2 separate regions of the Homo sapiens genome follow, and region 2 is linked to region 1. A link is a loop called in an ENCODE intact Hi-C map of the cell type or tissue named here. Cell type or tissue: mammary epithelial cell. All regions are shown on one strand. Links, peaks and the distances in the headings refer to the core of each region. The heading gives the core; the rest is flanking DNA. Region 1 has its middle 480 kb from the start of MANEA-DT. Region 2 has its middle 930 kb from the start of TSG1.

Evidence for each region. A loop is a pair of places that touch in the nucleus more often than their neighbours do. Peaks named below come from ENCODE experiments on the same cell type or tissue, not always from the same donor. Only the 100,000 strongest peaks of a DNase experiment are listed, where the experiment ranks them.
Region 2: it touches region 1 in a loop (23-fold over the local background); 9 of 110 quality-filtered maps call a loop at or near these places.

Annotation. Positions count from the first base shown.
Region 1 is chr6:95,084,654-95,101,443 of GRCh38, reverse strand. No RefSeq gene overlaps it. Among named protein-coding and RNA genes, the nearest start is that of MANEA-DT, 480 kb to the left of the region's middle. In mammary epithelial cell, for the core only: a CTCF peak has its summit at 9,430 (motif pointing right); DNase peaks (open chromatin) are centred at 6,423 and 8,113; H3K4me3 peaks cover 224 bases; H3K27ac peaks cover 3,618 bases.
Region 2 is chr6:94,627,975-94,644,764 of GRCh38, reverse strand. No RefSeq gene overlaps it. Among named protein-coding and RNA genes, the nearest start is that of TSG1, 930 kb to the right of the region's middle. In mammary epithelial cell, for the core only: a CTCF peak has its summit at 7,511; no DNase peak of the experiment used is centred there.

The DNA of each region.
Region 1 (16,790 bases), core at 4,827-12,826:
AAACAAACAAACAAAAAAAAACTGAAGAAAAACAGAGAGAAGGTCAGATCATTAAGCACTTTGTTTCCTGAACTTTAAGAGTTGTTTCTGGTGTGTGATCTTCCCTTCCTGTGTCCATGTGTTCTCATTGCTCAATTCCCACCTATGAGTGAGAACATGCGGTGTATGGTTTTTTGTCCTTGCAATAGTTTGCTGAGAATGATGGTTTCCAGCTTCATCCATGTCCCTACAAAGGGAGGGGGGAGGGATAGTATTAGGAGATATACCTAATGTTAAATGACGAGTTAATGGGTGCAGCACACCAACATGGCACGTGTATGTATATGTAACAAACTTGCACGTTGTGCACATGTACCCTAAAACTTAAAGTATAATTTAAAAAAAAGTGAAAAAAAAAAAAGAATTGTTTCTGGTTTCTCTGTCACAGGGATTTTGGGAAGCAGGCCACTGCCCCCTATTCATATACAATGGGCTTTTTTTTTTTTTGAATGGCCTAGTTAAGCTGCCTGCTAGCTTAAAACTAGAAATATAGAGCTTCATTTTAGAATGATTATCCAATAAAAATGGAGTAATATTTTAATATTATACTAAGCTACTTATTCAGAATTTAACTGAAGTGTGTAATTGCAGTGTTAGGGAATATATCTTCAATGCTTATAGAATTCTAGGGGTTTTTGACAACTTTCTATAAATTTAGTATGTTTATTTCTGGATTAGTTTAGTAGAAGTAGTAAAAAATGTATAACCTCTTCAGTAGAAATACAAACCTTTTTTTTTAGATAGCTTAAGGCTTCTTACTGGCTAACAACAAATTATATAGCTGGGTTTTGAATAGAAGAACAAGTAGGCCAGAAACTTTCATAGGCTCATTTCAACAACTCCTAAATTTCTCTTACCTGGCCATTGGGTATTAGATTATTCATCATTACTTGGAAACTGAAGATCTTTAGGGATTGTTTGAATAGGGGAATATACACTTTAACTGAGGAGCGTTTAATTGTAACTATCTTTTGATTTCAGCTCTTTTAACTTACTGGCCCTATGACATGGGACAAATTACTTAACTCTGAGCTTCAATTTCCTCTTCTGCAATAGTGCAAGAATTACTATACCTACTTCTATCTAACGCTGGGAGGATTAAATCCTATAAATCAAGTAAAGTACTCAGGAAAATGCCTAGACATAAGAACTCAATAAGTGCTACTTATGTTATTATTATTTTTATTTAAATAATTTGGCACAGGTCAGAAAAAGCAGATCTAAATATAAAATTTGAAAGAAAAGCAAATGTTAAATAGGAATAATACTTTCCAAATCACATCTATTAATTTATTTTTCTTTCTGTACTTTTTGTTTTATAGGGGTTAGAAGTTTGTGTCTCTAACTTGAATGTTTTTATGGGGTTGAAAATATTACAAAAGGTAGCAATAACTAACATTTATGAAACATTTATTCCAGGACCTGCTCTAAGCACTTTCCATATGCTTAGTAAGCCAATCTTCACCAGTCTAAGAGTTAAGTACTATAATTATGTCCCTTTCAGAGGAGAGACAGGCCTTGTACTAGTAGTTTGTTCTGATTACACAAAAATAAAATGGTTCAAAGAGTCTTTGGTCTAAAAATGACTTCAGAAAATAAATAGAAACCTAAAATTGTGTTATGTGTGTGTGTATTCTTAACACTGGCATTCCAATCTTCTTTTTCTTACTCTATTCTTCTTCTTTTTTTCCACTGCTACTTATGACTCGCTCACTATATTCCCTTGATGGTACCAGACAGTTTCAGTATATTATCTCAACTGATGTACATGAGGAAATAATGTTAGAATTGTCAAGTTTACAGCTGAGGAAACTGAAACACAGAACTCAGAAACCTGCCCATGCTTATTAAGAGGTAATATCTGGTTTCATGTAACATCTACTTGCTTGCATAATCTGATACCACTACTGGTATGTCAGTGAAAAATATGATAGAAATGTTTTCTGACCACTATTTTTAAATAGCATGACATTGAAGGCACAACTGTTAAATCATATTGCCAATTTCATTCATTCATAATACCAAATATAACATAGGAAGATGGTGGCTGAACCAGTGACTGTTATAATTATCATTATATATTCTATGCTTAATAATTTGTAGACAAAATATGATTGTTTATATTATCAAATTTACTACTAGAGAAGCAGATTTTTATGTTTCGTTCCATCTTTGCATAGCGTTACCTGTTTCCATCTCTGACTTTAACTTCTTTTTCCATTATATTAAATTCATATACTGCTAAAGGGATATGGACTCTCAGGGGCTTATTATTTTCCTTTTGCCAATGCCCTCAAGGGTGCTGAAGAACAACTCCTGCCTCCTCATCATTACCATACACCACATATGACTGGGAGCGGCTGCACATCTTCACACCATGACCAACACATATACACACACACACACACACACACACACACACACACACCCCTATGTGTACATTTGCCATATTTCTTTTTCAACTGAACAAGGTAATATAAAGAAACTTTATTTCTAAAAATGGCTTCAGATTTTACTTTTCTCATGTATAATGAAAGAAGAAATGTCTGACAAAATAATTTCCATGTTTCTTGAATTTTCTCAGTCATTCCCAACTTGACCTGAATTCTGTAATCCTTTATCCCTTCAGTCATCTCTATTCATATTCTATCTGGTAGATAATTCTCTCAAATGTGTCAAAAATATCTAAAACATTGTGTTTTATTACTTTGTTCTTGTCAAGAGAAACAAAGGCCACTCTTACCTAATACCAGATCTTGTAGCTCACATTGTGTAGTCTGATGCTTGAATCAAATGGAGATTTAATTTTAGATGTTTTTTGTTTAGCTTATTGACTTTATATTATATTTTTTAAAATAAATTTTCTTATTTATCAACTTTACATAGTATTAGTAGGCCTATGTTATAAAATATTAAGTAATGAAATAATTTAATTTTTAACTATTAAAAATTACGTTAATATTCTTTATAATCTCAGGTTTCACCTCCTATTTTTGTTTGGTGGCTGTCCCATTTGTGGTCATTGCAGTTTTCTGCTTTAAATGCATTTTATGTTGAAGAAAAATCTGTGGGGTCTTTTTTATCTGCAATCTTGGCTCAGCTGTTCGCAGGTGAGGTCCTCATCTTGGAAAGTCTCACTCTCCTTTAGCAATTCTTCTGTTCTCTACTCCTGGAGATGGCTGCAAAGACTATTTTCTATATATGCTTATTTTTCTTGGAATTTTTCAGGGCTTACATGGTCTCAGTAAAAACTTTAAGGGGTAGACAATTATAACATTTTTAATATTAAAATATCCATGAAGTTGTTGTGATTCCAGTAACAACTAAATAAGAAATTCTTAACAAGAGAGACACTAATTAGTGCTATGTTATTAGCACACATATTTAAACATTTTCTATGATATGTTAATTTTAGCAAACCACAAAATGGAAGTGCCTTTTGTGACTCTTAATTTGAGGCATTAAAACAAAGCAACTAAAATGATAGATCTATGAAATTTTATATTTTTATTACCTGTCTAAACTCAGAACATATTGGTTTAGAAGAATAACTTTTATTTTGGGGATTGTCACATAGTGAATGCTCAGTAAATATCCATGCAATTTTCTATCATTACAGCAGGGATAATTTTGCTGCAGTGCAAGATCTGATGATGGTAGACAATATACTCAACTTCCAGTTGTTTTCCTATGGTAACTGAATTATATTTTAATATATTTTTTCCCAGCAGAAGGGTAATAATTATTTCAAATATTAAACAATAAGAAATAAATTATGCACTTCACATAAATACAATTTTGAAATAAATTAGCTAGATAATCATCTGACCTTCTTTGCATCAGAGATAAAAGGCTGGTCCAAATGATGTGTTAGCCCTATCTATCAAACCTTATGATTCCATCATTTATATGTTTTGGAATTTTTAAGTATCTGGCATGAGAAAATTCAGTTGGTATAAATCAACAGAGAGAACAGGTAAGTGTCAGTGGGGAAGTTACGGAGGTATTTCCTACTGCTGTCAGATGTGCAAGAGCCTTTAACTGACACTGCTTTTAATGAGTTACATGGGAGAGAACTGCAACATACAGAAGGGTTTTATACGTTACTATAACTAACGAAAAATCCGTCATCTACTACACACTACTTGATGGGACACATTTTATTTTGTGATGCTAGGAATGATCAAGAGTTACTGAATTTGCCTTTTGTGTAAAATATAGAATTAATTATTACCCTATTATTTACTAGATATTGATAGGTAAAATTTTGTTTTCCTAAATGGAGAGTGAATTAACATAGATTATCTTAACATCTATTGCACATTTAATATAAGCTCATGTTTGTATGATTAATGAATATTGAATTTTTTTGTGCTAGGCAAAGTGGTGGGTAGGTCAGCAAATGCCTTTATAATCAGCAAAGATATATTGCTACACTTACAAGCAAAAGTGTAAAAGGAAAATGCAAATGATTACTCTTAACTTGATGCCTCTTTCAACCAGCATGTAAACAAAAGTACTATATTCTTCCATCTACATGTTTGTCATGATATACATGATACAATACTTTGAAGCAGAATTTAGAAAAGCTAAAATGCTTTAATAACTGTATACATTTCTCCTTTAAAATAAACAAAATGGCTTGTTTTAAAAAGAACATCAAAATTCCCTATTTGTATTAACAACAAGAATTTTGAATGTAGTATTCCAAAAAAGATAATATTGAGAAAATAGTCTAAGATTGGGTATGGCCAAGAGCTAAAAATCAATGCTATGGAATGATAGTTTGTTTTGTTGTATTTTTAAGTAAGAAAAATAGGCCAGGGAGAAGATGTAGAAAACATAAACAAGAAAAAGAAAACTTAAATATTTGACATATTTAGGACAAGGTATTCTTGATGGATCGTTGTCTTAGCTTGTTTCCTGACCCACATAGTGCCTAATATCTATTAGAGAGAAAGTCTTCTGACTACAACCCCCTTTTATAAGCATTTCTCCCCAGTGCTCTGTCAATAGAAAGAAAAGCTTTGATGTATTCACTGACAATTATTGGCTATTCTATCACTCTTTTCTTGTTCAAAACATTTATTTGGCATTTCTACAAATACAAATTTAAAATTGCAAATAGGAACCTAAATGTACTGGCCTTGGTATGGGTGTGTATTCTCTACAGATGCATTCTACTAGCAAAAATTAATGTTTTCACGGGAACTGAGTATAAAGATACTAAATATATAGATCTTTGCTGAGGAATTCTGATGTAAGGTAGGTATCTCATAATTCACAGTACACCTGATGCTAACTAATTTTGTGAGTTAATGATTAATTTGTTGAATCAACAGAATGTGTTTATATTGAACATTTAGTTTTGCCCAAATGATTACGAAAGTGTCCCTATTCATGTGGGTATTTTGATCTTGTGTGAATATAACTCAGAACCTAGTATTAATTCTAAACATTGTCAAGTTTAATGCTGTGTGCTACAAAAGGGTTCAGGTAAAAATTATAAAATACCTTTAAATTATTAGACATTTTGTCTAATTAAATATAAGCATGCATATATTTGCCAACATTCAATTAATAGTTCTGTTTTTAAAAATTTCATCTAGATGTTAAATATTAAATCCTGAAATTTATATCAAATTCCTGTAGTAGATTTTGTAAGAGAAAGGAAATGGATTAAAGAGAAGTTATAATGCCTCTATTAATTATTTTCAATTACATTGACTATATCATTTGGATTGCTGGAAATGAAGAATAACTATTTTACCTTTAAATGATTTCCTGCCCGTAGATAAATTTTTATGTATCAATATTACCAGCAAAGAAAATCCTGAAGGATGAGTTTTCAGTTTCTTGTGTTATACTTTCCCTTTAATTTCAATGTGAAAGGCCAGAATTCCATCTATAATACATGATCTGACAAGAAAAGAAAAACATCTGCAATGATTTCATTTGTGATTCCATTTCCTGCATTGCGTTAGATGCAATATAAAACCTTTTACACAAAACATCAAAAGTGTTTTATTTTGATGATTAAAATAAAAAAAATACAGCACTCCCAGGACGAAAACTGATCATATTTCCAACAAGCAGTCTCTGTTTATTTTATCTACCTGAAACATTTGAATCTCCAGATTCAAATGTTTTGCTAATCGGTTTAAATCTCCAAGCAGGCTGTAGTTCCTTAAATATTTATACAGTCTTAATGTACATCATGCTGGTTTTATTAATTTTAACCCCAAAGCCTCTTCTACCAATTACTACTTAATTACTATATTGCTTTTCCTGTTGATCGCCTTTGTTCTTTACTACAATATTAAAAAAAAAAAATGGTTGGGGGAGGGTGGAGGCATGAGTCTTGAAACAGCTAAACAAAATACCTCTTGGAATGATTCACTAAGCAGAACTTCACTCCTCTGACTCACCTGCCTATCGCAGGCAAACTTTATTGTTTTGGTTTTGCTTTGTTTTTTTCTTAATCCAAAGGCATATGCTTTCTTTTATCCTAAGAAAACAAAATAAAAAAATAGTTTTGTTTGATGGTGTTGATTTTAGTCTTGATGTACCTTGATAAAAGCACATCAAAGTCATTGAATCATCCTATCTTTCAGCCCATCAGCAAAAGAAAACATGCCTCATGGGAGCTTACTAAAATCCTTCAGCCAAAAAAATTTAAAATATTACCCTGGTTAAATTCATTTAATATTTTATTTTACAAAATGTGTTTGTGAAAGGCGTTTGTTTCAAGTGCTAAATTTTTAAAAATTCTAATATCTTTCTAGAATGTGAATTATTTTAGAATGTAAAACTAGACTTGTGAAATGCAATGATTAACACACACATGTACGATTGGAATATTTGCCATTTTAACTTTATCTGAAATAGTATCATTAAATATAACAGGGAAGTTTATTTTTTTAAATTTGTATTTGCCTAAATAATTACAAAGAAATATTTTTCACTACAAATATGAATCAATTTTAAAATCTACTCAAAGGATAAAATTCCATACTGTCATATTTTAGACACTGGGAATTGAAATACTCAGTTCTGGTTTCTAAAGAATATAAGTTAAAAATTATATTATACTTATATTTGATATGTTTACTTATAGTTTAGTGATTTTTATCTTTTACACCTATCATTTATCTATTTGCAAGTGAGATATATAAATATATGCACATGTATATGTATCTCACACACAAATCACACTTATTCTTTCACATGTACGTCAGTGGAGGGACAGTCTGAAACAGAGTAATAAATTGATATGCACTTTTTAAAAAAAAGTGATTTATTATTTATTGTTCCCTGTCTTACTAGAAGTCACTGGTTGATATTAGTTGCCAAAGTTTTAAGATAATTTAGTTTAATTTAAAATGACTTACACTCATTGTTTTTCATACCATTTCAGTTCATCACAATTGTTCTAGCTTTTTAATGGCAGTTCTATTGAACAAGTAAAAACTCAAAATAGATTAAAAAATTTTTTTAAAATAAATTATACATAAAATATCTGAATTAGGCTTTGTAATTAACCCTAAACCTCTTTTTTTTCAATTTTTAATCCAAGTTGTTTTATTATTATACTTTAAGTTCTGGGATACGTGTGCAGAACGTGCAGGTTTGTTACATAGGTATACACGTGCCACGGTGCTTTGCTGCACCCATCAACCCGTTATCTACATTAACTTTAAGTATAGTTGAGTATTGATTCTACATTGTGTTTTACAGTGATGAAAAATATATATTCTTTATGCTGCCACTAATACATATTATGTTTCTAACATTTTAAATAGCATTTAAATGTAAACCCTAAATACTCATACCTGTCCCTAGCACATAGTAGATGCTAAAAGTGTTGATGCTTATACGCATGAATCAGTAAGTATGTTCCATAGTACAACTTTTCAATTTATCCTGATCAACTAACCACTGCACAACTCTCATGGTTTTTATGTAAGTGAACAAGCTTCTAATAATTTTTTTCTTTGTAGTCATCTTGCAGGAATTCGCGTGTTACATTTTCCCATATTTATTTTATACCTGCAGTGAAAACTCATCTGTCCAACCTCAGCTTACTCAGCTTTCCTGCATGTCGAGGCATTCAGGATGCTTTCTAGTCTGGTCCAAACTACTTTTCTAACTATCTCCCACTGTTTCCTGGCATGAGTCTTCTCTATTCTTGAGAGAATAATCTGCTAGCTTTCCCTCAAACATATCTAATTTGCTCTTAACTTAGCATCTTTGTTTCTGTTGAAGCCATTATCTTCTTGCTTCTAACACAAATCACACTCATTATTCAATCTTTAGATCAAACCCTATCACCCCCAGGAGCTTTCCCAACCACTGTGGTTTCCTACTTCCATTAGAACCCCGACACTATGTTATGACTAGACCATTCCTTTGTTTGGAGTTATGATGTATGCTTCTCTTGTCTGTTCAATAGCGACATAAACCCTAGATTTTTGCTGAACACCAGTATGGTATTTGTATGGAGATGCTCAATGTATTTTAGTGAGTAAAATAAGTAGATATGCTCTGCTGGATAATTAGCTCACATTTCTACTCACTGGAAAAGAGCGAGTAGTTATTTCCAACTGCATAGATACTACGAGGATTTAATTATATTTGTTGACATGGAGCTGCATTTCACCATTGTACAAGGTTCCAATTAATCCAACATATGTAAATGTATGACATTATACCCACACCAAGTCACGTGCTGCTATATTAGGACGATTTAAAATCAAAACAAAACAAAACCACTTCCTTTTGCTGAAATATGAAATGGAATTTGTTTTCTTTTCAGGTTTTTTTGTTTGTTTTTGAAAATCAGGTATCATTAACACAACAAATGCTCTTCTAGTCTGCATTTTGGTACTAAAAATAAAGATTACATGATAAAAATGTTAAAGCATATTTTATTTTAAAAACTGACAGTCTTAATTTTTCTTTAACAAGGGTTTGAAGAGATCAATCATCTATTTTTATATTCTGGAGTTCAGTTGTACACAGAGGACCTCATTGCTTGAACTTTCCTTTTCTTTATACATAGACATTTTTATAAAATATTCATAAGAGATTGTTGACTATAGAACTACGGCAATCCTCCTGAGTGATCCTCGGAGTTTTTCAGTCAATGAACTCCATGCGGCTCTGGCAGCATGAGCTACGCTCCATAAATCAGACTAAAACCATTTTATGCTGCCTTTAAAATTACTGCTATCAACAAAACCCATGAGGCTGAATTACTTAATCTATGCAGATGTTGTTAACTGCATTAATTATTTAATTCTGACAATAAAACAGCAGTTCCATTTGCCTTAATGCAGACCATTCAGGCTGCTAAGTTTTGAAAGGAAATTTAACATTATGACCGCTAGATGGGAGTAGACAACTTTTTAAGCTAGGTACAGACAGTTTGAAAATGGTAGTTGCTAAACTTAGATGTAAGGTAATTCTAGGTTACTGTATTACATTTCTAACCAAAGCTCATGAAATATCTTTTGTTAACTAGTGTAGGTTACATTAAGATTGAATTGCTTTCCTCAAGAACCAAATTGATTTGAGGGAACTTTCTTCTTTGTTGTTAGTATAGTCATTTCTATGATTTCATGATGAATACACAATATAGAAACTTTAATATCTTTATTGACATGAAAACCAATTTCACATACCAGTTAAATAAACACTGGTTCCATAAAGTAAGTGGTCCTTTTGAAGTCTGATGGTATTTATTTAATCACATTAATTAGAAATTAACACAAGGAATTGTATAGGTTATTGCTACCTTTAGACTGCTAGTCTAAAGGATTACTTTACGCACATGTGTTGAATATTAAACTTCTCCAATCAGCCATGTGCATAAAGCCAGACATGTACAGAAATCAAAATTATTACTATTTTTTTAACCAGGACATAGTGAACCATGGCAGGACAATGAAATTATAATTGGTTCTAATTAGCACTCTTCAAGCTGTTGATTTTTAAATTTTTTCATTGTTTTTGTTGTTAACCTGCATCTATATCACACAGGAAGAAAGGTAAAAACTATCTTAGGATATAACACAAAGACGACCAAAATTCATGGATGGCTCTTTCAGTTTGAGTGAATATCTCTGAAGCTTACATTTGTGTGTGCGTGTGTGTGTGTGTGTGTGTGTGTGTGTGTGTGTGTGTGTGTGAAGGCTGGGGGTAGGGTGGTGGATGAACTCTGAAATAAAAGTTTATTTTAAATTGCAATATTTTTCTCAAGAAAAAGCATGTCACTGTAACAGCTACGCTCTTTTTGTTATTGTTGTTATCATTTATAGCTACATAGGGAGTGGGGTCATTAACTTGAGTCAAATGTCACAATTTCTGCAAAAGCTTTGAGCTTTCTTACTTTGCTTTGTTTCAAGAATTGCTGGAAATCTCTCTGATTCTAGCTCCAGTTGTCTTCAGTGAGGCCTGCCACACATGTGAGAGGAACATGAAACTGATTATCTTCTTTGTACAACGCTAGTTGACATAAAAAATATTAGATATCTGTTTCTCTTACATACGTCAAAAATAAAAAAAACACAGTCTTTCAAATGCACGGTCATACTGTGTAACAAATTGAAATCTCTATGAAATTATTTTCTGTGTGCTCGGGTTCACCTCTATTTTTTAAATGTGAATTTTTCAATGTCAAAACTTTGCAAAATATCTGAACAGATATGACAACTGGAGCTGTTCTTTCAGGCTTATTTTCTCTATAATGCCAATAGGCTCTTTAACAACCAATTTTCATCGAGGGCTTACTTTTATAATAATATGTTTTACTTTATTTACATTTGTTTCATACAGAATTTATTACAAACTTAGTTTCTAATAATGTTGTCTTTAAGAAATTGTTCATAAATATAATCTCTTACAGCAGGTTTCTTCCAGTTGATCCTTTAACCACAATTTTCCTCTTTCAGTCTCATCTCACAGTTATCCTTTTGTCAAGTTTACACTAAATTTGCAAAATTACTTGATTTGCACAAATGTTGAATTTTATTCCAATGTTAGTGTTTTTTCTCAAATTAAATATACATTTTAATCTGAGTAAAAATGCCAAAGGAAAAAATATAAAAAGTGGTTTTTATGGAAATTGTGAAATTTTAAATAATACAGTAACTATTAACTATGTCTACTATCCTATTAACTTGCAATAATATGTCTTCCAAGTGATGAACAAGAAAAAATGTTCTTTGTAATATAAATAAAATGTGCAATTTCAGAAGAAAGTTCTAAACAGGTTTAAATGTCTTCAGTATTCCCCTTAAGGAAGCTGAATTACGTAGCATCATTTTTAACAGTAAAAATAATACTATGACTCTTCAATATATTTTAAAGTAAATATTTTCATTCATACACAAGATATAAAAATGCATATTAAATCAGTTTAGGCAACCAAATACATCCCATTAATAACACCTCATTTTATATGGCTTGAGAGCTTCAAAAGATTGATAAATTCATTTCAGAAAAAAATGTAACAACGAGACAAGTTAAAAAGAAAATATCAATTCAAAAACAGATCTAATTTAATTTTCTTGTTTTTATGACCCTGATGACATATTGGCTACAGAAAATATTTCAATTATAATTTATATACTTTAATAGAATAAGTAGAAAGTAAAAGATTGTTATCAAATGATGATTGTTTCTTCTTAGCCTTATTTTTCACTAAAATGCAAACAGATTTTTCCAGGTTATTGTGTCTTATATTATGTGTAGGATCTTAAATGATGCTCAAATTTTCATCTGTCTATGGAAGCATGTTTTGGCACATACTCTGCATCCTGTATTTTCCGGTTAACTAATTTTTATTCTTCCTTCTTAGTTGTAAATATCAATGAAGCAAATATATACACATACATATATTGGTATAACTATTTATAGGATATATATTTTAATTTCTATGAAGTATTTCATTTTTTGCATTTATGTCAAAGTTGAGTTGTCTTAAAAGGAACTCCCCATTGTCTCTCTACATGTGTTCTAATGCATTGCCTCATAGCCAATCATGAAATCTGCAGAAGATACCAAATTGAAATTGCTGGGGACAATTGAGTAAGGCCACATGGGTTTTGACTCTGGTTTTTGTTGTTTGGAAGTGTCCAGTTTCTAAACAATGTGCTAATCCTGGAGAGAGCAAGCCATCTTCAATTTAACTATATAAAATACAAATAAAGCCAGGTTATATGTTTCTGTGCAAAGAAAATAAAGGTAAAATAAAAAATAAAAACGAGCTATGAGGGCTTGCTAATTTTTTGCTTATATTTTACTTATATTTTGTTTTCTTGACTTAAATGTATTATTGCCTAGGAAACTACATAAACTTCTGAGTGTCTCAGTTTCTCTATAAAAATAAAAAAAAACACCACCTGCCCTCTCTCTGCCACTCTCGTTTCTTTTTTAAAATCACAGAAGTATTAGAAGAATTAATGAAATCAGTTTTGCAAAAGCACATTCAGCCCTGGGGTAGAAAATGCTCTGAGGAAATATAACATGATAATATCAAAGAAAATGTCTCTGTAACAACAACAAAAAAGCTATAGGTATGTGTATGAGGTGAACAAAACAACTAGTGTACATGCAAAGAAAGCATGTCTTAAGGTATCTAACTGCACTGTCTGCAAACCTGAAGCTCTGGAGGTTCCTTTCTTGATTGCCAGTTAATGCTAAGGATTATACAACTTCAGTAACTGAAATAGCTTAATTGCTATAAATATTATTTGCCAAAGCTTAATGTGAAACTGTTTATTTCCAGTTAAATTAGAGCAAAATTTTATGTTATGAAGAGATAGAATAGACATTGTCTTATGCTTTTGCTATTGGCAGTGGTAACAGATATTATATGCTGTTTTGCCTTTTCTGTTTAATGATATGTGTGTGTGTAATTTAAGTTATATGTTTAAATATAACATATGTATCTTAGATGTGTGTAAACTTCAGAAAGTGCATATATCCAAAAGCTGACCTACTAGATTTTCAATCTCTTCATTTTTAAACAAGAACTTTAACAAAATTCGATATTTCAAAATAAAGTAAATGAAATATAAGACAAGTGTATTTATTGAAATTGACAACCTCAATTAGTATGAACATCAAATATACATACCTATAAAATATTGCATAGGAAACATTTAAGATTTATACATATTGATCTAATTAGCCATTTTAGTTTACCCAGTCAAGATACAATCTCACACTCTATTCTGTTAAACAAACAATAGTAGTGAAAGAGATTTCCCCTTGCCTTCAAAATAAAATATACTACTAATTTTTCATAGCTCCAGAATTTAAATAAGTAAACACATATTGTGTACTGTATTACATTTTATAGTTACACTCAGCATATCTCATTTGTAGAGAAATCTTATTCAAATTTCACAGAGTTTAGTGTGAATGAGAACGTAAGAGTACATTACAAAAGTCAAAGGGAACCAAGGTGGAATAAAGCTGTGGCTTCAGCATTTCTAAAGAGAGAACAACCCTTCTAAACAAGCTTATTTGATTTGGGAATTTTCCAAGCTTGCTTAACATGAACTACATTTTAATTCCAGAATAATCAGCCAGAGGGAATGGTTTTATAGTCGACACATAAGGTTTGAAATACTTGGACTTCCTGCAACTACAGGTTCAAATCCCTGCAGTGCTCCATTCTTCGGTGGTGGCTGAGTTAAGTACCACGCACGTGTATACACATGTGTGAGGGGATGTTTTACAGATGAGGCGTCCAAAACGAGAGCATTGGTTGCACTGTGTGAGGATCTCATTGCAATTTTCCAAAGAACAGAGTGTGTGGCTCATGAATGACTGCAGCTTCTGGGAATCTTGCCAAAAACCTAGGGCAACAGAGAGTGTGGCTTTGCTCTAAAGGAGATTAAACTCCCTATTTAAAAGCTCCCTATACTCCACTATTGTGAGGGTTACACGCATTACCTTTTCCATGTGAGATGGTGAGTTAATACACATGCCTAAATGCAATATCTTAATTGTCCTCTCTCTCCTTGTCTGACAGAGTTGGTAGACTTGCCACCACACACAGCATTCAAGGTTATTGATTTTCAACAGCACACACAAAGGCTATTGCAAGGGAAAATATTATATGCAGTGGATGGATAATCCTATAAAAGGCAAAAAGTGAACCATAGGAGTTAGTTTAGTAAGAACATAAAAATAAATATTTTTAGTAAGCTAAGGTAATGAGATGAATTTATCTGTGATTCATTTAGTTGCATGTTTTGTAACTATGGCCTGTGACATCAATATCACTATTTTTCACAAGGATTAGATAGGAAAATATGAATAAATCAAAACTTGATACATAACTTGAGCTTGTCCCCTATTATACACTGTTAAAATAGTTACATTTATATATCTATGAGGAATTAGACCAACAAAAACTAGCTATCAGATTAACAAAACTATGTCTTTCTAGCTTATCAATCAGCTTATCAATAGCTTATCTATTTAGTCTCAATCAGTATAACCTCTCTCTCTATATATATGTGTGTGTTTATTTATATATATATATATATACATATGTGTATAATAAACTTTTATATGGCCCTTATATATATTTAGTGGAGAAATTTGTTTTATTTAACAAATCATTTAATAAACCCAATTTATTTTATAACATTTAACATTTAACATTTTTGAAATTATTCATAAAGAATGTGAGATAGGAAATAATGAGTAACAAACAATGTTTCTCCTGCTGTTGGTGTTTTCTTAATAACATTTTTATTTTTTTATTTTTGGAGTCATAATTTAATCATGCTGTGATATTGCAAGTGTCTAACATGAAATAAATCATGGAATAAATATGATATAGGCTTCTAACATCCTTTCTTCCTTCCTTCCTTTCTCTCTCTCTTTCTTTCTTTCTCTCTCTCTCTTTCTTTCTTTCTTCTTTCTTTTTTTGTTTTTGAGAGGGAGTTCTGCTTTTGTTGTCCAGGCTGGAATGCAATGGCACGATCTCCGCTCACTGCCACCTCCGCCTCCCTGGTTCAAGCCATTCTCCTGCCTCAGCCTCCCCAGTAGCTGGGATTACAGGGGCATGCCATCACACCCAGCTAATTTTTGTATTTTTAGTATAGATGGGGTTTCATCATGTTGGCCAGGCTAGTCTCGAACTCCTGACCTCAGGTGAACCACCCGCCTCAGCCTCCCAAAGTGCTGGGATTACAGGCATGAGCCACCATGCCTGGTTTCTAATTTTTTCTAATTTTTAATAAGTCCACTAAATTATTCACCTGAGAAGTAATGTAATGACATCTCAGCTCACAGAATCCCTATGAATTGCAGTTGATGTAATGAATGCAAATATTCTCTGAAAAATATAAAGCATTGTGAAAGTATGTTTTTTTCCTAAACTTGGAACTTGTATTAAAATTAGCAGTTTTTGAAGCAGCCAAAGAAAATAATAAAATATGACATAAGATAGTGAACATACAAGTATTCCAATTGAATCATTACATTGTAAAACAAATCATGGTAAATATAGTTAATTTACATTTAGCTTTAGGGGTCTCACCATTGGTGACACAATATGATTTTCCAGAATGTTAGTTTTGTGATTTTTAAAAATCTGGTTGTGGATATAGACTATTAGAACAAGTCTGGGTGTGTGTGTGTATGTGTGTATACATATATATATATATGTTTTGCATATAGGTATACAAACATATATATATATATATTGTACAGAGTCTCATTCTGTCACCCAGGCTGGAGTGCAGTGACATGATCTTGGCTCGCTGCAGCCTCTGCCTCCGGGTTCAAAAGATTTTCATGCCTCAGCCTCCGGAGTAGCTGGGATTACAGGCTCACACCACCACTCCTGGCTAATTTTTTTGGTTGGCACAGCTGGTCTCTAACTCGTGGCCTCAAGCGATCTGCCCGCCTTGGTCTTCCAAAGTGCTGGGATTACAGGTGTAACCTACCATGCCAGGCCTTGAGTATTTTACATTATTATTTTTTAAAGAACATTGGTTTGGCGTAGTAGCAAGTTCAAAAGCTCTGAGTGAGACACAAGTCTTCAGATTTGTTTCGCCAGTTGCTTTATATACCAAAGGTTTGAAGATACGAAGCTACAGGATCCTTAGCGTGTCACTTCCCTAGCCGGAAACCTCTGTGGCTGGCATTGCCTCTGATCGGGTTTTGTTTGCACCCCCTGGGCTCCTTCAGCCCCTTTGGCCCAGTAGGCTGAGCTCAGTTTGCGTGAAGGGCCCGGATCCCACGCCCGCCAAGGGCAAGCCAGACCCAGAGCGGCAACGGGTGTATGAGCAAGTGAACGAGCGTGGGGTCCTGCCCTGCCACTGTGCCCAGCCAGGCACGCCGCACCGGCTCTGGTGTGGCGAGCTGTGTTGGGCTGTGGTGGGCCCGGCAGCTCCAGGCGCCAGCACAGGCGCTGGCTCTGTGTGAAGCTGTGGCTGGACCAGAGGTACAACAAGCTGCTTCCGCTGCAGGCACCCTCATCTGGACAAGGGGAACGTGATGGCACCTGAAAGGTCAGAGATGCCAGGAACTGCAGAGCACCTAAGCGGGTGTTACAGCGTGTCACAGCCCTGGCTCAGGAAGCCCCAAGGTCTGGGCTCCCAGGAGGGCCGTAGCTATTCTCTCCTTCTCGTCACCGTAAGGTGGCAAATGGTTGGGGGCAGGGTGTAGTGTTTCAGACCTATTTGTGTTACAGCTCTTTTTTTTTTTTGTTTTGTTTTTGT
Region 2 (16,790 bases), core at 3,900-11,899, 460 kb after region 1:
AAATCATTGGATTGCTGTATTTTAAGATAGAGCTTGACAAAGATAAAAATCTCAAAAATAGAAATATTTATTTTACTTTTTGTAAAAATTCTTATTAAACTACTTTATTATATAGCCTTATGTATTAGACTAATAAATATAAATTAAATGAATATGTTAATTATGAATATGTCTATAATTAAGAGTGTACATGAGTGTTGTTGGTACTACCCTTAGGAAGAGAATAGGAAAATAACTCTTGGACAGATTTCCTGACACTAAAGTGCCTTTTTTATGAAGGGTCATCATCCAGTTGTCATGTTCTTGCTTTATATGCTCTCCCAGTGCCTCCTGAATTGGTTGTAGAATGTGGGACATTAAGCCCCTCTCTCTAGCTGATCGAAAAATGAGTGAACAACGAATCCAAGCTGGATTTATCAGTTTATTTTAATAAGAAATTTATATTCAAGTAATATAATCTATGATGAAAATTTAAGTGAAAGTTATATGAAACTATTTGAAATACAAGAAAATCCATCAGCGGAAAGAGATAAGAAGGAAATCAACCCAGAGAAGCAGAGACAAGCAAAGATAACTTGCCCTCAGTAAAGTGAGCAAGGCTTCTGATAACCCTAATATCTCAGGTTCTTTTTTTTCTTTCTTTCTTTCTTTTTTTTTTTTTTTTGAGATGGTGTCTTGCTCTGTCACCCACGCTAGAGTGTAGAGGTGTGATCTCAGCTCACTGCAACCTCTGCTTTCTAGGTTCAAGTGATTCTCCTGTCTAAGACTCCCAAGTAGCTGGGATTACAGGCATGTGCCACCACACCCGGCTAATTTTTGTATTTTTAGTAGAGTCGGGATTTCATGATGTTGTCCAGGCTGGTCTCGAGCCCCTGATCTCAGGTGATCCGCCTGCCTTGGCCTCCCAAAGTGCTGGGATTACAGGTGCGAGCCTCACCGCGCCCTGCAGAGAGTTTTAGATTTTCTTACTGTATCTGTGTTCTGCGAAATATGTTTTTCACCTTCCCTTTAATTTCTTCTTTTTTTTTTTCTTAAGTGGTTTCATGTAAGAAAATGAATCCTGGGTTGGGCATGTGGCTCATGCCTGTAATCCCAGTACTTTGGGAGGCCAAGATAGGCAGATCGCCTGAACCTAGGAGTTGAGGACCAGCTTGGGCAACATGGCAAAACCCCATCTTTACAAAAAATACAAAAATTCGCTTGGTGTGGTGGCACATGCCTGTAGTACCAGCTCTTCAGGAGTCTGAGGTGGGAGGATCGCTTGGCCCTGGGAAGTTGAGGCTGCAGAGAGCCGAGGTTTTGCCACTGCACTACACCCTGGGTGATAGAGTAAGACCCTGTCTCAAAAAACATACCGAAAAAAAAAGTAAACAAAACAAATGAATCCTGAATAAATATTAACTCTCCTAAATTTTTGATCAATTAATTTAAAAAATTGTTCATATATTTTTGCTAAATTTCTTGATCTATAAAATAATGTGGTTTAGGATTATTGCTATCTTTCTTGATTAGAATTCCCAAGGGGATACAGAAATTGTTGATTGGTTATAAAATCCCATTAAGAGTGGGGCATGAGTGTCTAGGCCTGTAATCACCTGTTGCTAAGAGATCCAGACCTGTTCCAGTTCATAATCTGTAAGACCCAGATACGAAGTTTTCCTGTTATAAAACACATGCCACTAAAATAATTCTCCCTTGTTTTTATTTAAACAGTTTTGGGAATTCTTCTTGCTTCCAAACAGAGGTGAGCTAAGACAAAAGACAAAGTATTGATTCCTGTTTCTCTCATAATTAGCTACATAATGTTAGGTAAACTTCAAAATTTATTCTTAAACACAGTTTTGTTTTTGTTTTTAATAAAATAGAGCTATCCGGTTGTGTTATGATTAAATGAGTTATTGTACACAAAGTTTATGGCATAGTATCTGGTAGTTACGAATACTAACAATAACATAGCTGTTAATATTGTTACTCACTTTGAAGCAGGCACAGGCTGAAAGAGAGGCACACACTGAAAAAGTAAGCATAAAAGAATACTTCTGTAGAAAGAATCAATACTATCTCATGAATGAGGATCATATACCTGCAGGTTTTTAGTCCATGAGTAGAATTTTAACAAAATCTTAGGAAAGGAATTTCAAGCTGAAAAAATTATATGAGCAAATGCCTGGGAACTATAACACAGATGATATGTGTCTTAGTCAGTTTGGACTGATGTAACCAAGTACCGCAGACTGGAAGGCATATAAACTGCTAAAATTAATTTCTCACAATTCTGGGGGCTGGAAGTTCAAGACCAGAGTGGCAGTATATGGTTGAGTTCAGGTGAGGGCCATCTTCTGGATTACAGATCGTCTACTTCTCATTGTATTATAACATGGTTGTAAGAGCAGAGAGAGCTGAAGTAAAACTCTCTTGTGTCTTTTTTTAAGGGCCCTAATCCACAGGCAAGACCTAATCATTCCCCAAAGGCCCCATCCCTAATATAATCGCTATGAGGGTTAGGATTTCAACATGAATTTTGTGGAGGTAGCGGGGACACAAACAGTAATTCTGCACCTTTTCTTAGCTAAGCAGTTAAGCATTTGACACAGCGGAACGTAATGATATGACTGGATGAGGTTTGGTTCCATTTTGCTGGCTTCCTTTTAGGGCTGATTTTTCTATCTAAAATTTGGTTTCCTTGTTTCCTATCTCTCTAACAACTCATTTTCATCAATAATATCTTCTCTGTCTTCTATCCTGAGCACTCAAATACATCATTTAAGAAAAATGTTTTCCATTTCTTTGGCCTGGAAATGCTTGTGTCCTAGGCTTAACAATTTTACAGAACTGCCTTTCAAGCTACCTATCTCCTCTCACTTCTCTTCTTTCTCTAAAAGGTAGTTTACACTCACTGTCTTCAATTTTATTTTTGTTGTTTGTTTGTATACCTTCATTGTTGAATCATTTCTAATCTGGTTTCCACTTCTCCTAAAAGGCTGCATGACGCAAAGAACAGACCACAGGTTTGGAAATTAGACACAACTGCTTTTATACCCTGCAGTTATTAGATAAATTATCATGGAAAGACTAAGCCTCACTTTCCTCATCTGTGAACAGTCACTGATATTAAGTTCTTTGTAGTTTTAGTGTAAGAATGAGAGGACCTAATCTATCTAATATACCTAGCACAGTGGCTGGTAGAAAGTCCTAGACACGTATATATTCCATCTATTTAATTTCTTTTTCCCATGGTATTTGGTCACTGTTGCTTAGATCCTATCCTATCTGACTCTGTGCCTTGTCAGTCCTCTTCAAACACTTTCCTCCTAGGTTTTACTGTATCTGTAGTCTCCTTTTATCCTTTACTACCTCTCCGTTCTTCCTCTTCAGACTCCACTCCATAGTCTTCTATTCTATACATATTTTTGTCTTTTATCAAACTTAGCCAGTTCAACATATTAAACTGTTATCTCTATATTAATGTCTCCCAAATTTATAGTTATTTAGAATGCTAACAACTCTGAACTCTATCCTAAGTATTGGTCCACGGTATCCAACATACGAATAACTGGATTAATTAGCAACCTCTTACAAATACATACACATGTTGTGCACACTCTGGCTCTTTCTTCTTCTTTTATCCTTAATCACTATCTGACCTAGCTATCTGTTATCATTTTCATGTCATTTTCATCTTCCCATGCTGTGATGAACAGAATAGTGGCTCCTAAAGATGTCCGTGTCCTTATTTCCAGAACCTACGAATATGTTGTCTTACATGACAAAGGGACTTTGCGGATAGATTTTATTAAGGACCTTGAGATGTAAATATTATACTGAATTTTCCAGCCAGGTCTAATGTAATCACAAGGGCTGGATCTTCAGAGTTGGAGAGAAGAGACTATGACAGAATCAGAGGCTGAATTTATGTGCTTTGAAGACAGAGGAAGGGGCCGTGAACCAAACAATTCAGAAAATCTTTAGAAGGTGGAAAAGGCAAGAAAATGGACTCTCCTCTACAAATTCCAGAAGGAATAAGGCAATGACAGGGCTTTGACTGTAACCTATAAAGTGTATTTTGGTCTTCTGACATCCAGAAATGTAAGACAATAAATTTAAGTCACTCAGTTTATAGTAATGTCTTCTGCATTAGGAATTAATACACACCCACCTATATAGACACCAAGACATTTTAAATTGTCTTCTATTATGTGTCTTGTATTTTCTTTTACATACTACCATAAGACTGCTTTATTGGAAGACTTCATTTTTTAGAATGTACTGCCTCAGCTCCATCATTAAGCCCCATCAAGGTGTCAGTTGTGCTGCCACCAGTTTATCAAAAACATTTGTATTGTGATCAATACCTTTTCTAGTATTTTCTCAGAGCACTTCTCAAAGTGTGGTATGCATGCAACTAATGACATGTTAAGATCATCGAGTCTTTTTCAGACTATGTTAATTTTTCTAGTTATGTATTTATGGTTTTGAAACTGGAAAGGATCCCTTGTCTCTCTCGCAGGGCGTGCGACGGGGGTGTAGCTCACTTCTTCAGTGCCCCGCTGCTCAAACCTCTAGGGGAGCACACAGACTGGCAGGCTGTGGGGCTCCGACCCCATGGCAGTGTCTAGGGGTGAATGTTTACAACTGAAGCCCCAGTGGGCATGTGTTACAGGGGGCTCAAAAGTTTAGCCATCCATAGGTGGCTTGTGGTTAGTCAGCTCAATTAGACCCCTGCCTTAGAGAAAGGACAGAGGGCTTTCTGTATTAGGTACCAGAAGAATCAGATCGCATGTGGGCTTGGAGAATGAGTGCAAGGTTTTATTGAGTGGAAGTAGCTCTCAGCAAATGGGGGAGCCAGAAGGAAGATGGTTTTCCCCTGCAGTCCCTGGGCTCTCCTCTGACTGCTCCGGCCGAATTCCACCTCCTTCCACAGGTCAATGGCCTGCCTGAGTCTGTTGTGTGTTCTTCTGCTGGCCTGCTCCCCTTGACGTGCTCTTGATGTCCAGCCGCTTGTGTGTCCGCCTGTCAGGGTCTTGGGGTTTTTATAGGCACAGGATGGGGACATGGTAGGCCAGGGTGGTCTTTGGAAATGCAACATCTGGGTGCTAAGGCAGATGTTGCACAGGAGTGCCTGTCCTCACCTAGGTCCATGGGCCCAGGCCCAGGGATGGAACCCTTACCAGGGACCCACCCTTTTCCTCCCAGCACTTCCCTGACCTGCTTTCCGTATAAGTTTCACATAGTGGTCCATACAACAAAACCATTATGTCTGTGATTTAATAGATGTTCACAGAAAAAAAAATCTAAAAATAAAAAAACTGCTTAATTAGACAAAGAAAAGCAATATTCAGATAAGGCAAAAATTGCAAAGAATTTAGGAAAATGTCACAGATTCAGAAAATGTAGAATAAAAAATTAAATTGCTTACCATTAACTCAGCTACACGAGGCAATATAATATTGAAGTACAAATGAGGTGATCCTCCCAAACTATAAAGATTTTGACTTTTAAAAATGATAATCTTTTGTGAATAACCAGGCTATTGGAAATTATTGACATTTTTGAGCAATGATAAAATTATCCAAAATTAAAAATAAATAAAATAATTACTAAAATAGAAATTTACTATTATAAGACTTGAGGTAGCTTTCTAGATTTTTAGCATTTTAAATTTTAATACATAAATAGTGATTGCTAATTATTCACAACAAGTACAAAGTAAATTCCTGGGGAGTACAAATATCCTGAGCCCTACTCTGGGCCTATTGAAGGTGAATGTGAGGGCAAGTGCCTCTATTTGTAACAAGTTCCCCAGGCGCATTGTTGTAATAGGGGAAGTTTGAAATACTGGACTGGAGGAATATTCAAAGAAAGACCCATTACTACTCTATAAAGTGTATCTAGTATGTAGATACATATCTCAAAAAAGCACTTTCCTTAATAGTCATACAAACATTGAAGAAAAATAGAAGCTTTTCTAAATTTGATACTTTTAAGACAGTGACAGCAGAAGTCCTTCATATTTACTTTTCTATTCCTCAAACCAAAGTTATGATTTCTCTCAAAGGCAAGAAACCTGGGCAAAACATTTTGCAAGTTGGTAGAGAGAACTTTTTATCAATCTTGTTTGTCACATTGTATTTATTTGCTAATAATTATATGATATAGTAAATATGACTCAAGACCAATGATGTGTCACATCACCTCCAATGAATGTTTTAATACACAAGATTATTGACTGAGAAGTGTTCAAAAATTGTAAAGGTATTTGAAAAAGGCACTGTACTTTCCTTTTTTAAAAAATAAAAAGTGGTAAACATTTATTCCAACTGCATTGCATTTTGAAACTTTTATTTTTACTTTTTTTAATAAAGCAATACTGTCTCCCTTTGTTATAATAAAATTATAAGTTTAGAATTAGAAATGCATTTTCTATATACGTAATTTTACACAGATTATGTTTCTAACGTTTTCTAGGGTATACCATACAAGATTATAGATCTTATATCATCAGTAAAATATTCAGTGTAAAAAAATTATTAAATAACGCATCTAAATAAAAACAAATATCTGACTATAAATAAGATGTTTACCTTTATCATGAATGCTGGTACTTATGGTGAAGCAATTTTACTTAGCATACTAGTCTCCACAGTAATTTATTGAAAAAGCTGAGGATTCATTTTTAAGAGAATACCAGAACCATCCTATTACCATAATTTTAACTGCTCCCACTTAAAAATTTAAGAAAAGGTAACAAAACTGTTTTTCCCTAATCTGTGTCTTTCCTTTCCTTTCACTTTTCTTCCTTTCCCTTCCTTGCTTCCTCTCTCCCTTCCTTCCTTTCTCTTTCTTTAATTTTTGTGTTGTTTTGGTTTTCTATTATAATGAAAAATGTATGTGTTTTAACCAACAGAAAAGAGTTCTGCTCTTCGCCAGCTGTATACATTTTGAAAAATATATATAATATCTCTCAGAATCAGACTTCTCATATTTTAAACAAAGAAATAATGACTCTCCTTAGAATTATTATAAAAATTAAATGAGATAGTGGCCTAGTATTTGTTTTTTTTTTTTTTGTTACATGATATCTTCTCAGTAAATTAATTACTTATTTATGGTTCTTCCCTGTTTCTAATCCTGAGATATTCTTTTCTTTCTACTTGTGGTTTTTCTGCATACCAAACTGATATTAGCTGCATTTCACTAAGGTTCTTACAAATGCAGAAATTTGGACACCCTAGTAAAAACAGTAAATGCTTTGAAATTGCTTTTATCGTAAGAAATTACTTTCCAAAGACTACTCCAGGGGCCTGTATAATTAAAAAAAAAAAAAAAAACTTCTTAGAAAATCTTCATGCCTATTTGTAAACCCACATCTTCACAATTTTTAAATTTATTAGTATGGGATATAAGCATGCTAACAAATGAAATACTCTTTAAGGCTGTGGCTCATTAGCGAACAAAGTGACCAGTGATCCAAGAACTGATATTATGTGATGTTTTAGCGCCTCCTAGTCATCCTTTAGGTGAAGTAGATATTCCCACCTTAAGATTATAGCAATGGCTAAACACATGACAACTGTCACTAGACAGATAAGATCCACGGAAGTTTATGAGTCATGCACACCCACTCCCTAGGGGAAAAGGACACTGCATTCCACACAGGGGTTGCAATCTATAACAGACGGAACAGCTAGGGGCTGTGGGGGCAGACCCACAAGAAGGTAGAGTGTCTTCTTGTCCTGGAGGGAGAATGTGGTGGGCTTGTTTGAATCATTTTGTGGGCTGGCAGAGAACTGCAAGCTGCTCAGGGATAAGCAGGAGCTTCACCTGATCCATTTGGTAAGGTGGTTTGTTTGGCTAGAGGACCTAATTTGTAGGAGCAGAGAGAAGACTTTAAAACTAGTGATTAAGCCATTTGAGGCTCATGATTTCACCAGTCCAAGCAGCACAAAATATTAGACCTTAGTTGTAAGTATTACACCAATGAAACCAAAAGCCCAGGAATGAATATAGTGAATTTCCATCAAGCCAAGGGTCTAAAACAGGGTTGTGTAACTCAGATCATCATAATGACCACCTCCAATCTACATAAGCATGGAGAGGAGATACCTCCTGGGATGTAAAGCTGAAATCTACTTATGTAATTGATATTGCTAGATTCAATCCACCCCAATTAAAATTTTGAGTACAATTAACTTTGAGTTTTTAAAATACTAGAAATTCTTTATTGTTTGATAAAAATTATTTTAAACTCAAAATATGTTATAAACTTTTACATTTCTAACTCATTCTCACATGTAAAAAAGTAGTCTTACTAGTTTGAGAATAACTATTTCAAAATTATCATTTTGTTCACTTGTTCCTTCTATTACTAGAAAATTAACAAGGGCTTTTAGTAAGTTCCCATCAATCAAATTAGCATTTTAAATAGATTATTTAAATGAAAAAGATCATTTTTTTTTCTTGTTTCAAAAGATGATTTAGATGTACCTCTAGTGATTTGGGGTTAGTTTCAACCTCTTTGTACTTTCTCTTTCCAAAAACATATGCTAATAAGTTCCCAGCAATATTGTGAAGATAAACTGAAAAGCACTTTGCATAAATGAAATGGTATATAAATGCAAATTAATAGCACTAAGGTATGTTATAATTATATATGGAATCTTCCAATATGAAATACTGTCTTAAGATATATCCCCCAGGGAAAGATAAGAATGAAAGCGTTCACAAAAGGACACATAAGATGGTTAAAGTAGAATGAAACTTACTCATACACAAAAGGAAGTCAGGGAAGCTAAGATTATTTAGCCTGGAAATGTGAAGAGATAGAGTAAATATAATTGAGTTATTTAAGATTGTGATGGGTATAGTAAAAATTGATAAGATCCTTTTTATGTGCTATTTCATAATACAAGAAGGAGGGATCACTCAAAACTAATGGAAGGTTAATTTAAAAGGAACAAAAGGAAATGCTTAATCTTCGCATAGTGTAAAGTCAAACCACGTAATTCAATACTTTAGGAAATTATAGATTAAAATACAGAGGCCACATTTTAAAAATAGAAAAAAATGAACATTTTGTAGACAAAGCAATTTTCCATATTAAATGGAGGAGAATGTAAGGCCAATGAAAATAGATGATGATCGTTAGTATTTGTAATATGGTTATTTCATCTCTCAATTTAAGTGTAGAATTAGCCATGGACCAAGGAGACTGCTGAATTTTTAGTATTCTAGATTCACTTATAATTGTATTTTCAAGGAGGAAAGTAGTGAACCCATGGATGTGTCCACACCTCCTCATTGCTATGCTCCATATTTATTCCACATTCTTTTGTTCTCTTACTAATAACCTGGATTTCTTTTATTAATTTACAATCTTATCTGTGTAAAAAACTTATGTAGCCAATAAATCATTAAAACACTGCTACATAATCATATACTGTATATTAAAGTTTGAATTTTCCAAACTTATTTTATATTGAAGAGCTGTGGGAATGAATTCAGCAAGCAGAAATTCTGATCTTATAATATTCAATATTTTGTGCTGTTTTAATGATAAATATTAATACTGTAGTAATTTCAATATGAACATTTGGAAGAGAAGAATGCATTTCAATCATGCACACAATTTAATAGAAAATAAATTTATGAGAAAAAATGTTTCCATTTAAATGTTTGAGGATGTTAAAATGTGGGGAGTTCTAAGTAAATGTAAAAGCTGAAAATAAAAATGGTCTTTCTAGATACAAACAATAAAGACACATTATTATTATTATATCACTATTTAAAAAGCTTAAAACAAGTTAATATCATTTTTATCAATGACTATTTCTTCTAAAAATGTTTCGAAAATGAAAGTTGGTTAAAATTTGAGGGGGAAAAGTATAATTTTACTAGAACAAATATTTCCTTTAATAAAAATTAATAAACAGCCACATTGACTATTGTTTTTCCTACTTGAGAAGCTGACCAAAACAGGATAAGTCTATTTTTATTTAATTCTCAGCTTCTTTTCAGGGCAGTCTCCCAATTTTAGAGAATTATAAGTTCCAGGAACAATCCAATATACCTGTTACAGCTGAAACTTAATTTCATTTTAACAGCTCAAAATGTAGCACTAAGGACTTTGCTTAAATAGGGATTGAACAAATCCTCTATTGGGCAGATATTTTAGGACTTCTAAATTAAGAAAATTCAAAGCACAGAGTCTGATAGCAGTGACTTTATGTTACATATTTTAACAAAATGAGGAATGTGAAGCCAAGAAATGAGGAATATGAAGAAAAGCTGGATGCACAGCTGTTATGTCTTAATTATGAGAAATGTGAAAAGAAAGATAAAGTGAGAGAAGTGGTATGCAATATGGAAAGAGGGGTGGAAGTTGTTTTATTTTGTTTTGTTGTTTGTTGAGTTGTTTGTAAGCAATAAGTACACATTTTAATTACTATTATATATGGTAATTTTTTTCTAACTAGAAAAAATTCAGCCTCATAGGAAAAATTTTTTAAAGTATGCCTATATAAACCATTTCCAAAGATTAAACAATTTTCTAGTGTAGTTTAAGGAAGCCTTAAGCTGTGAATATGTGCTTCAATTATATAGCTAAATTTTAATATAATGAGGTTATAAAACAAATTTAAGTTTCCCAAAGCACTCCCTTACATATTGAAACCTAATTGCCCACCCAGTGAAATCCATAATACCCTCATACCATGATTTATATGCCAACTTATGGCTGCTTCTGTCTTGCAACAATTAGAATATTATGCAAATACATCAACAATACTGTTATAATTTATACTTAGAAATTATTTTTATTTAAGTGATTTTCATTATGATCGTTTTCTTTTTTAGAATATTATTATGGAGTCTAGAGAAAATTCAAAGTATTCAATTAATGATTTCTTAAAATAGGCCATGTTAAATACATATTTCTTTGGTAGAATAAATCAACTTTTACATTTATTTGTCATAACCATTGTTCTTTAATTAGATACTCATATTGCAAAAATAATGTATAAAGATATTTCTGGATAAATTATTTCCATCCATCAAACTTAGAAAGAGCATCTACAAACAGAGTTTTGAAGAGCAATAGTTACTGTTCACTTTCCCAAAGAAGCTTCCATTAATTTCATATTTTACATGTCTTTATTTGAATTAGGAAGCAATGTTAATACAAATATGGAGCATGTAGAAAGAGACCTTTGGTGGAGATTTTATGGTTCCCTGAGACTATGAAGATAAGTTAAAGTGACACATCAATATCAACTGCTATTTATAATGAGGGAATCACTAGCAATTATAAACATAATTAAGCAGCAATTGACTAGTCAGATATCCTGGAGCTGAAGTTTTTTTCTGATATTACAAATAGAAAGTTTTTGAATTGCTAAGGTTCTTCTTGGTAATATAAGAGTTTCTCTTCTTAAAGAAAAGAGGTAAAAACTAATATTGAAGAAAAATTGCAGTGGACATAAACAGACAAGGAAGACTTTATTCAAGACTATTACAATATGGAAGACAGACTGAACTTAACTCTGTTGAAACAAAAAGCAAGAAAAGTGAGCCGGTGGAAAAGTACTGAAGGACATTATAGGGAAGCATGGTGTATGTGATGAGGCCATTTGTGTGTGCTAATTGGTGCCTGTGGACATTAGGCCCCTACCCTCTCACAGAAACTGGGAGATGGTGACACTCTGTTCTTTGATGACTATATTTCAAAGAGATGGCTCTGTTTCTTGAAACAGATATTCCTGGGTTGTAGGAGGCAGGGAGAAGATTTACATCTCAAAAGGACAGAGAGAGAATTTATAATTCTAAGTTTTCTAAACTAAACACTCCAAGAACAGGGAGGTTAGGGACCTACAGTCAGGGAGAAACCTGTCTAAAGTTTAGTAGAGGTGAGGAAGATGAATAGACCATCTTGGTCACAAACAAATCTATTAGTTTCTTGTATCTCAGCAAATAAGGAAGAAGAGATGAATAAAGGAGTCTAGAAAAATAAGTAGCTATTGCAACTGAAGTACTGCAACAGCATGTAAAGTGTTAGTAGGTTTTTAAGGTTTTAATCCAAGTTCTGTAAGCTTTCTGGGTCACAGGTAATCTTGGAGAATGCACTCTAGCAAACTCAATTCTCATATTGTATCTAACAGGCAAGAAAACCAAATTCCCCTGCAAAATAAGAATTAGGAGAATATGAAAATCTATTGATATCTGTTTAGCCCATTAAAATATTATTGAGCATGTCAAAATATTATTGAATTTTTTCTTAAAAATATTTCACATAAATGTTTTCTTAAAATATTTATGTTACTTTGGTGAAACAATATTCTCAAAAACAAATATTTTAAAGTAGTTTTGTAAAATATTATTGATTGTATTATTATTGATTTCATTAGGATCACCAAAGATCTTTGCTAAAATTTTACTTCCTTGTACCTCTCCAGACCCAATAAATCAGAATCTGAGAATGTAATTCAGGAATTTGTTGAGCTACCTGGGCAAATATTTGAAGAATACAGAAAATAATTTTTAGAAATAATTGAAATAGGTATGTAAAATGAAATCAATGAATAAGAAAAAGTATGTCAAAGGAATGTGTATATTAATTCTAGTACTATACTAGTACATAATGATATATACACATATATAGTACTATGTTAGAGTATTGAGGAATATTATTAATTATGTTTTTTAAAAGTTAAATTTATTTCAGTTCAACAAATATATCTTGCGTGTCTACTATTCTCAGGCAATATGCCTCATACTAGTAATGCAACAAGTAATAAAATAAATAAGTTAATATGATTCTTTTTTTCAAACTGTTCATAAAATTATTAGGCTACAGCTTTTGTATTTCTAAGCATAATTTTAACAAAATATATTTGCATAGGCCAGATTTGATTCTTCTGACAGCTTTGAAATTGCTACAACTTAATTTTCCCCCTTAAATATTCAAAACCTGGTTAGTAGAAACAACAGAGGAGGTGATCGATTATATCTGTTTCTATAAGTTTTTATGCAGACAGTTGTGATCCTTTGGATCATATGTTGAAATATGATTTATAGTAATAGATTTGGCAAAAACCATAATGAAGAGCAGTTGTGAAACATTGTCTTTGGCATGTAGTAAATATCTACCGTAAGTAATGTGATCAGAATACTCAACAACAGACACTATGAAATACTGTACTGATTTTTTTGACTGGATTGGATAAGAGACTCAAATGAGCAAAAATTAACATGATCCTACAGCACTGAATGAGGATGGAAAGTTTAATCAAGCTCAACATAAAGAAATATCCAAATGAGTTGTTCTTCAGGTAGTATTTGCTAAATGAGAAAAAAACAGATTCATCGTAGGAAAGCGAGTGGGATTTTCCTTTTTTTTTTTTTTTTTTTTTACTTTTTTATCACTAAAACCCTAAGAAAGCAAAAGTAGAACTTAAAAAGTGACATTTCAGGCATTTTTATAAAAATTATTTAGGAAATAATATGCACACCATAGTGAAAGAATGGTGCAGGGATTCTGAGAAATAAAAGCAGTTTAGTGGGGATTAATTATAAATGAATGTGAAAAAAAGAAACAGATCTTGCTTTTTTTCTGCTAATTCTAGGTTGCCGTGTAATTCTATGATCCTATACAGAAATTTGGGAAGAAGCATAGGGAAAATTGAGCCTCTTTAAAAGTTCAAAGATAGGTTTAAATAATTAGTTGACTAAATTAAATTAAACCAATGTATGAAGTAAATTCATAGCATTAAGTAATGCCATGAGGCTTATTTATAAGAATGTCACAGTGAAAAATAGTTTTGTACCAAGTAATTTTTCCTCCCTTATAAATATTTATTTACTTTGGTGAAACAATTTCTTAAAAACAAATATTTTAAAGTAGTTTTGCAAAACTGAACAGATAATTGTTTTACTTGTACCAATAATTAAGAATGTTTTTATATTTGCAGAAATAATGCTATAAAAGCAATATAAAAATTATAAGTAATTATTTTATTTTACATAAATAATTATTTGATTAGTGAAGCATGATATATGTATGCTCTTCTGTTAGTTTGCATAACTATAAATGTGGCAGTGGATCATAAAATTAACCAGTAACTTTTTAAAAATACAACAGTATTTTGTATGTTTAACTTTATGCCTACTTATAGCTGTTTGTTTTCACATTGTGTCTAGGCAATTTCATTGCTATAAAATTATTGCTAATTTAAAAAAATTCCTTAAGAGTAAATAAAATAAGGTTTAGTTATATTTAATTATTAAACAGTGGAGTTCATATGATAAATTAACAACAAATCTACCAGCTAGTGGATAATCACTATTAGCTTTTGAGAGTCTTCCAATCCACAATCTATGTGTTTTAAATATTCATATTAGAGAACTCTTTGTAGAATAAGACCCAATTACATATAAATAGGACATCGAATATATAATATGATCTAAGGCATATATGCATGTATAATTTTTAATAAAAATATGTAGTTTGTAAATTTTTTATTTCTTTCATAATTAAGTATGTGCATTAGTCAGGGTTCTCTAGAGGGACAGAATTAATAGGATAGATGAATATATAAAGGGGAGCTTATTAAGGAGTATTAACACACATGATCACAAGGTGAGGTCTCACAATAGGCCATCTGCAAACTGAGGAGCAAGGAATTCATTCTGATTCCCAAAGCTGAAGAACTTGGAGTCCGATGTTCGAGGGCAGGAAGCATCCAGCACACAAGAAAGATATAGGCTTGGAGGCTAAGCCAGTCTAATATTTCCACGTTCTTTTGCCTGCTTTTATTCTAGCCACGCTGGCAGCTGATTGGATTGTGCCCACCAAGATTGAGGGTGAGTCTGCCTTTCCCAGTCCACTGACTCAAATGTTAATCTCCTTTGGCAACACCCTCACAGACATGCCCAGGAACAACACTTTGCTTCCTTCAGTCCAATCAAGTTGACAGTCAATATTTACCGTCACAATGTGCTTTCTCAATATTATTTGATGGAAATCAATAAGATCAATGAATTTAAATGAAAAAAAGCTTTTGAAAAATTAATCATCATCATCTTAAAACTCACAGAAATAAAAAGGAAAAATCTGTATATACACGTATATGTATGTCAAAGTGAAATTTCCAAAGTTACTTTGAGAAAGTAACTTTGCCTTTATTAATGTGTATATACATGTATGTATGTTTGCATATATTAAAATTTACATTACATATGCTTGTATGTAACAGGATTACCAGAGATCAACCCAGTAATATGTCTTACCACATTTTTAAAAATCTCTTTATACCTGTCTTCAAATCACCATGTGTTAAGGCCAAATGCCCAGTTTGCATGTATAACAACAAGTATGCTACTTTTAATGTTAACATAGGGCTTGTATTTATTGGGCAATTATATAATGACATAAAAGAGTGGGAACTCAAAACCTCAGATGTACAGTAAGCATAAATTTTAAAAGATTTTAGAAAATTAACTTGCCATGTTTAAAAAGATACTGTCATGTAACGTAAGAATAAATACTTTTTTAAGAAAAAAAATCAAGTTCATGCACCTGATCAAATAGTTTGCAGTGGAGATAAGATTTGAAGAAATTACATTCCAATCTCATATTATATTATTTTCACTTGAAAGTGGTTTTTAAAAAAGCAGAATTTAAAAAATTTTAAAGAGACAGTACTAAGGTACTGACAGATGCAGAGTTACCCAAACTTTCATTCATTCTCGTGGAAATGTAAAATGGTACGGTTATCTGGGAAAAGAGTGGGAACAATTTCTTATAAAGTTTAACTGGTATCAAACATATGATTTAAAATGTGAAAAATTTTGTTGACACAAGAAACTTTATGCAAATATTCACAGTAGCTCAATGTATAATTGACAAAAATTGGAAAAAGAGTCTTTCAACTGATAATTAGATAACAAACGCTGGTATACTCATGAAATATGAAAAGGAAAAAACTATCATAGTGTTAGTATATATAATAGCATAGACGAACCTAAAAGACAATATACATGAAAGAATCCAGACCCAAAGGCTACATACTAAATGATTCCATTTATATGAAGAAGATCAGTAGTGGTCTGTGTTGGGAATGCGGGAGGCCACACAAGTGAATTTCTTTAAATAAACTGTTCTATATCTTGATTGTTATGACAGACATATTCTTTAATGTATTTGTCCACATTTATAGAATTGTATAGCAAAATGGTGAATTTTAGTGAAGGAGATGTTAGATAGATAGATAGATAGATAGATAGATAGATAATAGGTAGATAGACTGAAAAGAAAGCAGAATTTAAAGACTATAATTGAACATACTCTCCTTCCTTATTCCCAAAATCCACAATGAAAATTACATTGTTCTTGAGAATAAACCTCTAAATGAATGTTAATATTGTAACATAAAAGAATGGATTCAGGTATTTGAGAAGAGAAAGTGCAATTTCCATTTAGGTATAAGAGATATGTAACTTGGAAAAAGTAACTCTGCCTTTATTAAAATTTCTTAACATAAAATGCAAGCTAATTGAAATTAATAATTCTTACCATCAGTATTTGGAAAGATTCATATAACTTTGTATGCCTGGCAAATAGCAGAAACTCATAAAACATTTATTTTATAAATATTTTAATACTATATTACTGTGGTTTGTAGTAATAATAAACTATTTTTTAAGGTAGATGCCAAAGTGAAGATACCAACATTAGCCAAAATCAAATTCCGTTTTTATAAAGGACAAGAAATAATTCCAAATGAACATTTGCACTTATT